Regions from separate parts of the Homo sapiens genome. Here region 1 is linked to region 2. Evidence: read pairs that join two places in POLR2A ChIA-PET (ENCODE). Cell type or tissue: GM12878. All regions are shown on one strand. Each heading gives the region's core, and the rest is flanking DNA. Links, peaks and the distances in the headings are about the cores only.

Region 1 (5,391 bases), core at 219-5,218, 110 kb after region 2:
TCTTTTTTGCTCACATGAACTCTAGAAAATAGTTTGTCTAGATTCAGAGGAAATCCTGTTGGCATTTTTAAATTGGGCTCACATTCAAGTTACAGATTAATGTGGGAAAAACGAACAATTTCTATGATGTTAATTTTTTTTCTTATCCAAAAATATGCTATTCCTTTCTGTTTTAAATGTCTGTTGTGTCCTTGGCATATGTATAAGTTTTCATCATATGGAACATGCAAATATTTCAAGCGTATTTTGGTTGGGCGTGGTGGCTCATGCCAGTAATCCCAGCACTTTGGGAGGCCAAGGCGGGTGGATAACCTGAGGTCAGGAGTTCAAGACCAGCCTGGCCAACATGGTGAAACCCTGTCTCTACTAAAAATACAAACCAAAATTAGCCAGGCTTGGTGGCTCACGCCTGTAGTCCCAACTATTTAGGAGGCTGAGGCATGAGAATCGCTTGAACCCGGGAGCAGAGGTTGCAGTGAGCTGAAATCGCACCACTGAACTCTAGCCTGGGCAACAGAGTGAGAATTGGTCTCAAAAAAATTTTTTTAAGTGTATTTCTAGGTATTTTATGTTTTTCACGGCTTGTGTAAATGAGATCTTTTCTTCCAATATGTCTTCTTTTTGTGTATCTTAAGGTCACATATAAATTATGCATATATATTCACTTTAATTAATTTTGTATCTGTACATTTTATTTAACTATCTTATTTTGTAGAATAGCTTTACAGTTGATTCTTTTGATTTTTCTAGGTATACAATTGTATCAAATGTCAGTAGTGAAATTTTAACCTTCTGATATCCAATTTTATACCTTTAACTTATTTATTTTGTCTAATTACTTTAGCCAGTATCTCCAGGTTAAGGTTAAATAATAGCAATGATAGTGAAAATCCTTGTCTTAATTCCAGTCTCCAGTGAGAATGCTTCCAGTGTTTTCCCAATAAGCATTATGGGACTTTGGGCATCATACAGTCACACACACACACACACACACACACACACACACAGTAGTCAAATATACATGACATAAAATTTACCATTTTAATCATTTCTGAGTGTATAGTTCAGTGGCACAAAGTACACTCACACTGTTGTGCAGGTAACACCACCATCCATCCCCAGAACTTTTTTTTCTCTGTGAATTCTGCAGAGAAGTATCTCCAGAAATTTTTCATCCCTGGGCATAATGTATTCTTTTATACTTTTTTTTTTTTTGAGGTGGAGTCTCGCTCTTGTCATCCAGGCTGGAATGCAATGGTGTGGTCTCGGCTCCCTGCAACCTCTGCCTCCCGGGTTCAAGTGATTCTCCTGTCTCAGCCTCCTGAGTAGCTGGGGTTACAGGCTCCTGACATCAGGCCCGGCTAATTTTTGTATTTTTATTAGAGAGAGGGTTTCACCATGCTGGCCAGGCTGGTCTCGAACTCCTGACCTCAAATGATCTGCCCGCCTCGGCCTTCTTTTATTCTTTTCTCATCACTATGCTAATGAGGAATAAGGCATTAAAAAAATTCAACTTTTATTTTAAATACAGGGGGTATATGTGCAGGTATGTTATATGAAACAATTGCATGATGTTGAGGTTCGGAGCATGGATCCTGTTACCCAGGTAGTGGGCCTAGTACTCGAAAGGTTTTTTTTTTTTTTTTTTTTTTTTTAAGATAGAGTTTTGCTCTTGTTGGCCAGGCTGGAGTGCAGTGGCATGATCTCGGCTCACTGCAACCTCCACCTCCCGGGTTCAAGCAATTCTCCTGCCTCAGCCCCCCGAATAGCTGGGACTACAGGCACACACCACCATGCCTGGCTAATTTTTGTATTTTTAGTAGAGTTGGGGTTTCACCACGTTGGTCAGGCTGGTCTTGAACTCCTGACCTCAGGTGATCCATCTGCCTCAGGCTCTCCAAGTGCTGAGATTACAGGCATGAGCCATTGTACCCAGCCCATAGGTCGTTTTTTAAACCCATACCCACTTCCCTCCATCCTCTAGGAGTCCATGGTGTCTATTGTCTGCATATTTATGTTTATGTGCGCTCAATGTTTAACTCCCACTTGTAGGTGAGAATATGCACTATTTGATTTTCTGTTCTTGCATTAGGTTGCCTAGGATAATGGCCTCCAGCTCCATCTATGTTGCTGCAAAGGACATGATCTTGTTCTTTTTTATGGCTGCATAGTATTCCATGGTGTATACTATGGAATATATACTTTTTAAAAAGGTAGACTTTTTAAAAAATTCAGTCTACCTTTGATGGGCATTTAGGTTGATTCCATGTCTTTGCGATTGTGAATAGTGCTGCAGTGAACATATGTGTGCATTTATCTTTTTGATAGAATAAATTATTTTCCTTTGAGTATATACCCAGTAGTGGGATTTCTGGGTAGAATGGTAGTTCTATTACAAGTTCTTTGAGAAATCTCCAAACTACTTTCCACAGTGACTGAACTAGTTTGCATTCCCACCAACAGTGTATAGTTTCCTTTTCTCCACAGCCTCGCCAATGTCTACTGTGTTTTGACTTTTTGATAATAACTATTCTGGTTGTAAGATGATATATCATTGTGGTTTTGATTTGCATTTCTCTAATGATTAGTGATGTGGAGCATTTTTTCATGTGCTTGTTGGCTGCACGTATGTCTTCTTTTGAGAAGTGTCTGTTCATGTCCTTTGTCCATTTTGTAATGGGGTTTTTTGTTTTTTGCTTGCTTATTTAAGACCCTATAAATTATGGATATTAGGATTTTGTCAGATGCATAGTTTGCAAATATCCTCTCCTACTCTGTAGGTTGTCTGTTTGCTCTGTTGATGGTTTCTTTTGCTGTGCAGAAGCTCTTCAGTTTAATTAGTTCCCACTTCTCTATTTTTGTTTTCGTTACAATTGCTTTTGGGGACTTAGCCAAAAATTCTTTGCCAAGGCCAGTGTCGAGAAGAGTATTTCCTAGGTTGTCTTCCAGGATTCTTTTTTTTTTTTTCAGAGATGGAGTTTTGGTCTTGTTGCCCAGGCTAGATTACAATGGCGCGATCTCAGCTCACCGCAACCTTCGCCTCCTGGGTTCAAGCGATTCTCATGCCTCAGCCTCCCGAATAGCTGAGATTACAGGCGTGCGCCACCACACCCAGCTAATTTTGTAGTTTTAGTAGAGACAGGGTTTCTCCATGTTGATCAGGCTGGTCTCGAACCCCCAACCTCAGGTGATCTGCCCGCCTCGGCCTCCCAAAGTGCTGGGATTACAGGTGTGAGCTACCATGCCCAGCCATCTTCCAGGATTTTTATAGTTTGAAGTCTTAAATTCAAATCTTTAATCCATTTTGAGTTGATTTTTGTATATGGTGAAAGGCAGGGGTTCAGCTTCAATCTTCTGCGTATGGCTAGCCAGTTATCCCAGCACCATTTATTGAACAGGGAGTCCTTTCTCTATTGCTTGTTTTGTCAATTTTGCTGAAGATTAGATGGTTGTAGGTGTGTGGCTTTATTTCTCACTTTTCTATTCTGTTCCATTGGTCTATGTGTCTGCTTTTGTACCAGTACCATGCTGTTTTGGTTACTGGGGCTTTACAGTATAATTTGAAGTTGGGTAGTGTGATGCCTATGGCTTTGTTCTTTTTGCTTAGGATTTCTTTGGTTATTTGGGCTCTTTTTTGGTTCCATATGAATTTTAGAATTTTTTTTTTTTTAATCTACAGAGTGCTCATGGCTCCAGTGAAGGAGATAGTAGTGAATGCTAAGTTCTAGTCCAAGGTCTTTTTTTTTTTTTTTTTTTAAGACAGAGTCTTACTCCATCATCCAGGCTGGAGTGCAGTGGCATGATTATAGCTTGCTGCAGCCTCCAACTCCGGGGCTCAATTGATCCTTCCACCTCAGCCTCCTGAGTAGCTGGAATTACAGGTGTGCGCCACCATGCTTGGCTAATTTTCTTTTCTTTTTTTTTTGTAGAGATGGGGGTCTTGCTATGTTGCCCAGGCTGGTCTGAAACTCCTGTGTTCAAACAATCCTCCCGCCTCAGCCTCTCAAAATGCTGGGATTAGAGGCATGAGCCAGTGAGCTGGCCTATAACATGTTGTTTTTATGCTATGTTTTACATTTACTTTCTGTTTTATAAAGAGATTTTAAAGCCAAGAATGGATGTTTAATTTTATTAAATGCCTTCTTAGCATTTATTAATAAAATTACATGGCTTTACTTGTTTGATCTATTAATACAATGAATTGCTTTGGTACATTTCCTAATATTGAATCATTCTGGCATTTCTGGAATCAACCCATTTTGGTCACAGTGTGCTATTTTTGAACACTTTTAAAATTTTAATTAGGATTTTTAAAAAATCCTTGGCTTTAGTCAGTTTGGCTTGTAATTTTTCTTTTTTTGCCCACGAGATGCTTTTAATGATAGAAATGACAGAGCTTGCTGGTGGATTAGATGTTGGGATTCAGGATAAAGAAGGAATCAGCTCAGCTTTATGGCCAGCTAGGGGGTTGTTGGTACCTTTTAGTGAGCCAGCGGAGTTGGAAAGTGGGTGGACCAGACTGTTCAAGTCAACAGGAAGTCTCCAAGGGAGTGCGAGGGATGGGGATTATTGGAACCACCTCCTGAGAGCTTTCAAAATGTGCATTTCAAACTGAACATGCTGAAGTTAAAATATGTTGCAAACTTCTGACTCAGAAGAGTGGACTGAGCACCTCTGTTTATTTCCTATCCTTCCTGAGGCCCCTTTAAAATAATAAAGGAGCAGGGAAAACAAGTATAAGCCAATAACTAAGAAGAGATCATAGGCAGTCATAGGCAGTCAGGAGACTGTGGTGGTGGTGGTGGGAATATCTATGCATGAGGGATTTCAAAAATTCTGGGGAGAGGAAAGCCAATAGAAAGCTGATGACTAATATGGTGGGGAAGAGGGCCTGGTGGCCTAGAATATGTGCAGTGTGGGCTATAGCCAGGGACACAGCTGGGAGACACCAGGGTCAGAAGAGGTGAAAATAGGGGCATTACCAGGTTGCTGTGGGGAGGAAGTGTTGCTTCCTCATCCCTCTTTCATACTTTCATGCAGGATTTAAAATTATTTTTTATTCAAAAAAAAATATATTTTTGAGACAGAGTCTCATTCTGTAGCCCAGGCTGAAGTACAGTGGCATGATCTAGGCTCACTGCAACCTCTGCCTCCGGGACTCAAGAGATTCTCGTGCTTCAGCCTCCCGTGTAGCTGGGACTACAGGCGTGCACCACCACGCCTGGCTAATTTTTTGTATTTTAGTAGAGACAGGGTTTCGCCATGTTTTCCCAGGGTGGTTTCGAATTCCTGAGCTCAGATGATCCACCTGCTGTGGCCTCCCAAAGTGCTGGGATTACAGGCATGAGCCACCGCACCTGGCCACTTCATGCAGGATGTCTAGCAGCCAGG
Region 2 (5,391 bases), core at 156-5,155:
TTGCACTGCAGCCTGGGCAACAAAAGTGAAATGCCATCTCAAAAAAAAAAAAAAGACAAAATAGTACCACAGAGAAAATTACAAAAAGCATACAAGAATACATTCACAATGGAACACCACCAACAGTTTTAATAATATACAGAAGTAAACAAATGATGGAATATAAGGAAGAAATAGGTAAGAGAAAAAATAATAAAAGCTTATAGAAGAAAGTTGCAAGCAGTCTACAAATTAGCTCAGAAACCTAAAACTGTCTAACAAGGGATTACTCCCACCCTTCCAGGTGACAGTTTTTTTGTTGTTTTTTGTTTTTGAGATGGTGTCTTGCTCTGTCGCCAGGCTGGAGTTCAGTGGCACGATCTCGGCTCACTGCAATCTCCATCTCCTGGGTTCAAGCAATATTCTCCTGCCTCAGCCTCTCGAGTAGCTGGGATTACAGGTACGCGCCATCACACCCAGATAATTTTTGTATTTTTAGTAGAGACGGGGTTTCACCATGTTAGCCAGGCTGGTCTCGAGCTCCTGACCTCGTGATGCCCGCCTCGGCCTCCCAAAGTGCTGGGATTACAGGCATGCGCCACCGCGCCCGGCCCAGGTTACAGTTCTTAATCAGGTCCCAAGTATCAGCCTGTGCCAAATCAGACTCAAAATAAAGTCAGCAATGAAATGCTAAAGATCAAAATGAAGAATGAGCGCAGTGACTGTCACAAAGCCATCTAAAACACAAAGAAATAGGACCTAATTGGGTACATCTCTACTCCATTCACTCCTACCCTCACTGAAGGAACATCAAGTTCAAAAGTATCCCAACTTCAGACTGTAATTAAAATGCAAGAAAGGCCTTTACAAGTATCTCTTCTAACTATAGACATGGTAGTTTAAACCCATTTTTAGTCAACCAAAATATAACATTCTGGTGTACTATCAGAGTACTTTTTTTTGTTTGTTTGTTTGAGATGGAGACATGCTCTGTTGCCCAGGCTGGAGTGCAGTGGCGCGATCTCGGCTCACTGCAACCTCCGCCTCCTTGGTTCAAACAATTCTCCTGCCTCAGCCTCCCAAGTAGCTGGGATTACAGGCGCCCACCACCACGCCTGGCTAATTTTTTGTGTTTTTAGTGGAGATGAGGTTTTGCCACTTTGGCCAGGCTGGTCTCGAACTCCTGACCTCAGTTGATCCATCCGCCTCAGTCTCCCAAAGTGCTGGGATTACAGGCACGAGCCACCACGCCTGGCCTTATTGTATTATTTTTAAGGTAATATATGTCTACGGTGTTAAAAAAAAAAAAAAAAGCAGTACAGAAATCTATAAAACAGTTTAAAATCTCCCCTCCTTCTCACCCCAAAAGTGTCTTGTACTCCAAGATGACCATTAAGTCATCCTGAGTGTCCTTCCAAACTCTGTCAGAGAATTTAAATTGACCCATGAACACTCATTTAAGAATCTCAAGTTAAGAACTCATAACAAGGTAAATATTACTACAAAATGAAATCAAAGAAGGACAGAACACACAGCAGATCATCCTTTGAACATCTGCTAAAAGCTAAAATGTGATTTTTTTTTTTTTTTTTTGAGATGAAGTCTCGCTCTGTCGCCCAGGCTGGAGTGCAGTGGCACCATCTCAGCTCACTGCAACCTCTGCCTCCCAGGTTCAAGCAATTCTCCTGTCTCAGCCTCCCAAGTAGCTGGGACTACAGGTGCACGCCACCACGCCCGGCTAATTTTTATATTTTTAGTAGAGACGTGGTTTCACCATATTGGTCAGGCTGGTCTCAAACTCCTGACCTCAAGTGATCCGCCCACCTCAGCCTCCCAAAGTGCTGGGACTACAGGTGTGAGCCACCACACCCAGCCTTAAAATGTGATTTTTAAATCATGTTTTCCTAAACAAAATTATAAGATGCCTTGCTAACATCTAAATCAAGAAATACCATCTCCAAGAAACACAATCAACAAACAATCCCCATCTTTAAGAGCCATTCTAACTTGTGAATTGTTAAATTTACCTTTCTCATAAACTTTCAGAATATTTCACATTTTTCTTCTCCCAAAGATGGTCCTGTGTTAGTCACCCTTAAACTTATCTCACCCCTCTTAAAGAATTTAAGTTCAACACGGGCAAGAAATATCTATGCTATCTTCATACTATCTACATAGAAGGCTTGCACATAGTGTACATTAATATACTGTTTTAATTTACTGTCACGATAATTTACAAACCAATGTGGAAAACTGATAAAATTATATGTGAAGTTTCAATATGAGTACTTAAGACTGTCAATTATGCATTCATTAAATAAACTTTATTAATTAACTAATCTACAAATAATACATGTGAGTCCTAAACAGCCTAACCACCATTTCAATTCTTAGACAAGCTGGTAGTGTTTTCTTAACATAAATTAGCTCTCTAGATAACACATTTCAAAAATATTATTAATAATGCAGTGTTAGCAGTCATTAACATCAATTTCAAAGAGTTCAACGCATCACAATGAATTTCAAAGTAAAAATAAACTTAACAGAAATCCTTTCAAAGATGCAGAATATTGGTACTATGTAAACAAAAACTAAATGTTACATAATTTAAGTCAGAAAAAGACTTACTCTGCAGCTAGCCAAGCAATGAACTTTCATTTTGGTTTAAAGTGCATGACCTATCACTTCACCTAAGTCACAAAAATTCATCTCTCAGGCAGTTTTTCTTAACAGCTTAAGATATTGGCCAGGTGCGGCGGCTCACACCTGCAAAGCCAGCACTTTAGGAGGCCATGGTGGGCTGATCACGTGAGGTCAGGAGTTTGAGACCAGTCTGGCCAACACGGTGAAACCCCACCTCTAATAAAAACACAAAAATTAGCCGGGTGTGGTGGCAGGCACCTGTAATCCCAGCTACGCAAGAGGCTGAGGCATAAGAATCACTTGAACCTGGAAGACCGAGGTTGCAGTGAGCCGAGATCACTCTACTGCACTCCAGCCTGGGGGATAGTGTGAGACTGTCTCAAATTAAAAAAAAAAACAAAAAGTATCTAGAGGTGGCAGTCAAATGCTCTCTAGTTATTTCAATTTGTAATTGATTCGACAGAAAGAACTATTTACTGAAAAAGAAAACCAGAACTTTAAAAGTGCCTGTTTATGTATTGCTGCAGTTCTAATTTGTGACCAAATATGCAAATATGTTCTATAATCTTAGTATATCTTTATTACCAGGCACAAATCAAAACTTTAGGAAATACCAAGTATATAAGACTTTGTCCACGTAAAAAATTAAGACTGCAAGTGTTCAGAAGACAATCTTCCAAACTAGAAAACTCTTTAAAACACAAAGCATGACATTATTTCCATGGCTACTTTCTTTTTTTGTTTGTTTTTGTTTTTTGAGACAGGCTCTCATGACTTTTCTAACCAAAACACTAGCCATCTTTAGCACTGGAAATGAATTTACAGGTTGAGCATCCCTAATCTGAAAATCCAAAATCTAAAACTTTTTGGGTACCAACATGACACTCAAAGGAAATGCTCATTGGAGCATTTTGGAATTCAGATTTTCAGATTAGGGATGCTCAACTGGTATGTATTCTGCAAATATTCTGAAACCCAAAAAAATCCCAAATCCAAAACACATCTGGTTCCAAGCATTTTGGATAAAGGATACTCAACCTGTATGCCTTTAAGTGCCAGCAAACAAAAAACACACATAAATGAGAATGTTTTTAATCAACATCCAAATATTACAATTTAAAAAAGCCACCTCTAGAACTGACCTAATAATTTCCCCTACCAAACACGCCAGCAAACCAAATTTAAGAAAATATGTTTCAATGGATCTTAAACTACTTCTATTATCAAAAAAATTTAAAACACCAACTGTTTTAATGCTAATATGTCCTACGGAAAAAAGCACATACATTTTTAAGTGATATACAATCTATAACTTCTAAGTATTTTGTATAATCTTTCTACTAATAGAATTACCAAAAAAATTTCCAATAAGAGTATTTAAGAAAAACTTAAAAATAAGATACTTTGTTCAAAACTGTGTATTTTAGCAATAGTTCCCTGACGCAGATAAGATTCCCCAGTCCCCTAGCATTATTACTATAACTATACTTGGTAGTACTACTATATTTAAACTTACTACATTTATGGTATATATTCGTATATATTCTACTTTAACTCAAATCCTTACCCTACTTAAAAAAAAAAAAACCCAAAAGGTTTTCAAAAATGTACTAAAAAAGTCACAAGTTAATTTCTGTTAAAATATTTTGCTTAGTTTTCGATAACTCCACTGAAATTTTAAAAATAAGAATCTTGAATTATTACATTACCAGAAGATTAAGGGTCAGCATTCAAGAGCACTGTTCAAGATCACCCTATATCACAAGAACTCTAATTACGCAGGCTCTAGCTGTTTACAACCTTAAAGACATTACCAAAAAATAATACATTGTATTAACTACCTTATTTTTTTAATCCAAAACCCCAGGCATTGTATATCAAATGGCCATCCTACAAACAAAAAATTCTTTCAATGACTCTAATATAACTGAATCTGACAAAAACATTCGGGAGACGATGAGAAATCAGTGGTTTGAATAAACTGCACACCTGGAAAAGGAATACACATATAGATATGTACATACGTATACATACGCATATGCATATATATACATATATGTGTATACGCATATACATACGTATGTATATACATGTATATATGTATACACGTATACGTGTGTATATACGTATGCGTATACGTGTATATACGTATTCATATACGTGCGTATATACGTATACGTGTGTATATGCGTATATGTATATGTGTGTATACGTATATGTATACGTGTGTATATATGTATATGTACACGTGTGTATATATGTATACGTACATATGTTAAGGGACAAGTAAGAGACATATTTAATGCTTTCAACTTTCTAAAGCTTTTAGGTCAAGAGTTTTTTTTAACATACAAATGTGAATTTTAAAAACTTGAAAGAAAATCCAATAATATACATAGGAATAAGAATTTTTGAAAACAAGTAGTAATAGCTAAATTTCTGCCAGAAAGGAAAACGTTATACAAAGTGCAGACTAAATTGGGGCCGGGGGGTTGGGGGTGGGGGGGCATGGCAGGACAAAAATCAAAGCTAAAAAGGGAATTCTGGGAGTTATTCAATTCCATTATCTGCCCTCAGGTAAGTAGCCTAAACCTGCCCAGTAAAGGAAAGCCAACTCTTAAGACTTTCAGGGAATAAGAATTCTGAAACCAACATAGCTCAACATTCCACAAAAAATAAAAATAAAAAACAAAAAAATACTGCTTCGAGGACTGTTAAAAGAAGGATGAAACTAAATAATTCAAGACTTCCTACAGCAGGACTCCAGCT

What was found. Peaks named below come from ENCODE experiments on the same cell type or tissue, not always from the same donor. Only the 100,000 strongest peaks of a DNase experiment are listed, where the experiment ranks them.
Region 1: POLR2A ChIA-PET joins it to region 2 with 6 read pairs; 3 of 35 experiments call an interaction of 5 or more read pairs at or near these places.

What each region holds. Positions count from the first base shown.
Region 1 is chrX:44,764,938-44,770,328 of GRCh38, reverse strand. No RefSeq gene overlaps it. Among named protein-coding and RNA genes, the nearest start is that of DUSP21, 76 kb to the left of the region's middle. In GM12878, for the core only: no CTCF peak of the experiment used is centred there; a DNase peak (open chromatin) is centred at 2,514.
Region 2 is chrX:44,876,354-44,881,744 of GRCh38, reverse strand. All of the region lies in intron 2 of KDM6A (lysine demethylase 6A), which reads right to left. Among named protein-coding and RNA genes, the nearest start is that of KDM6A, 5.9 kb to the right of the region's middle. RefSeq lists a silencer at 2,634-2,775. In GM12878, for the core only: no CTCF peak of the experiment used is centred there; no DNase peak of the experiment used is centred there; H3K4me3 peaks cover 347 bases.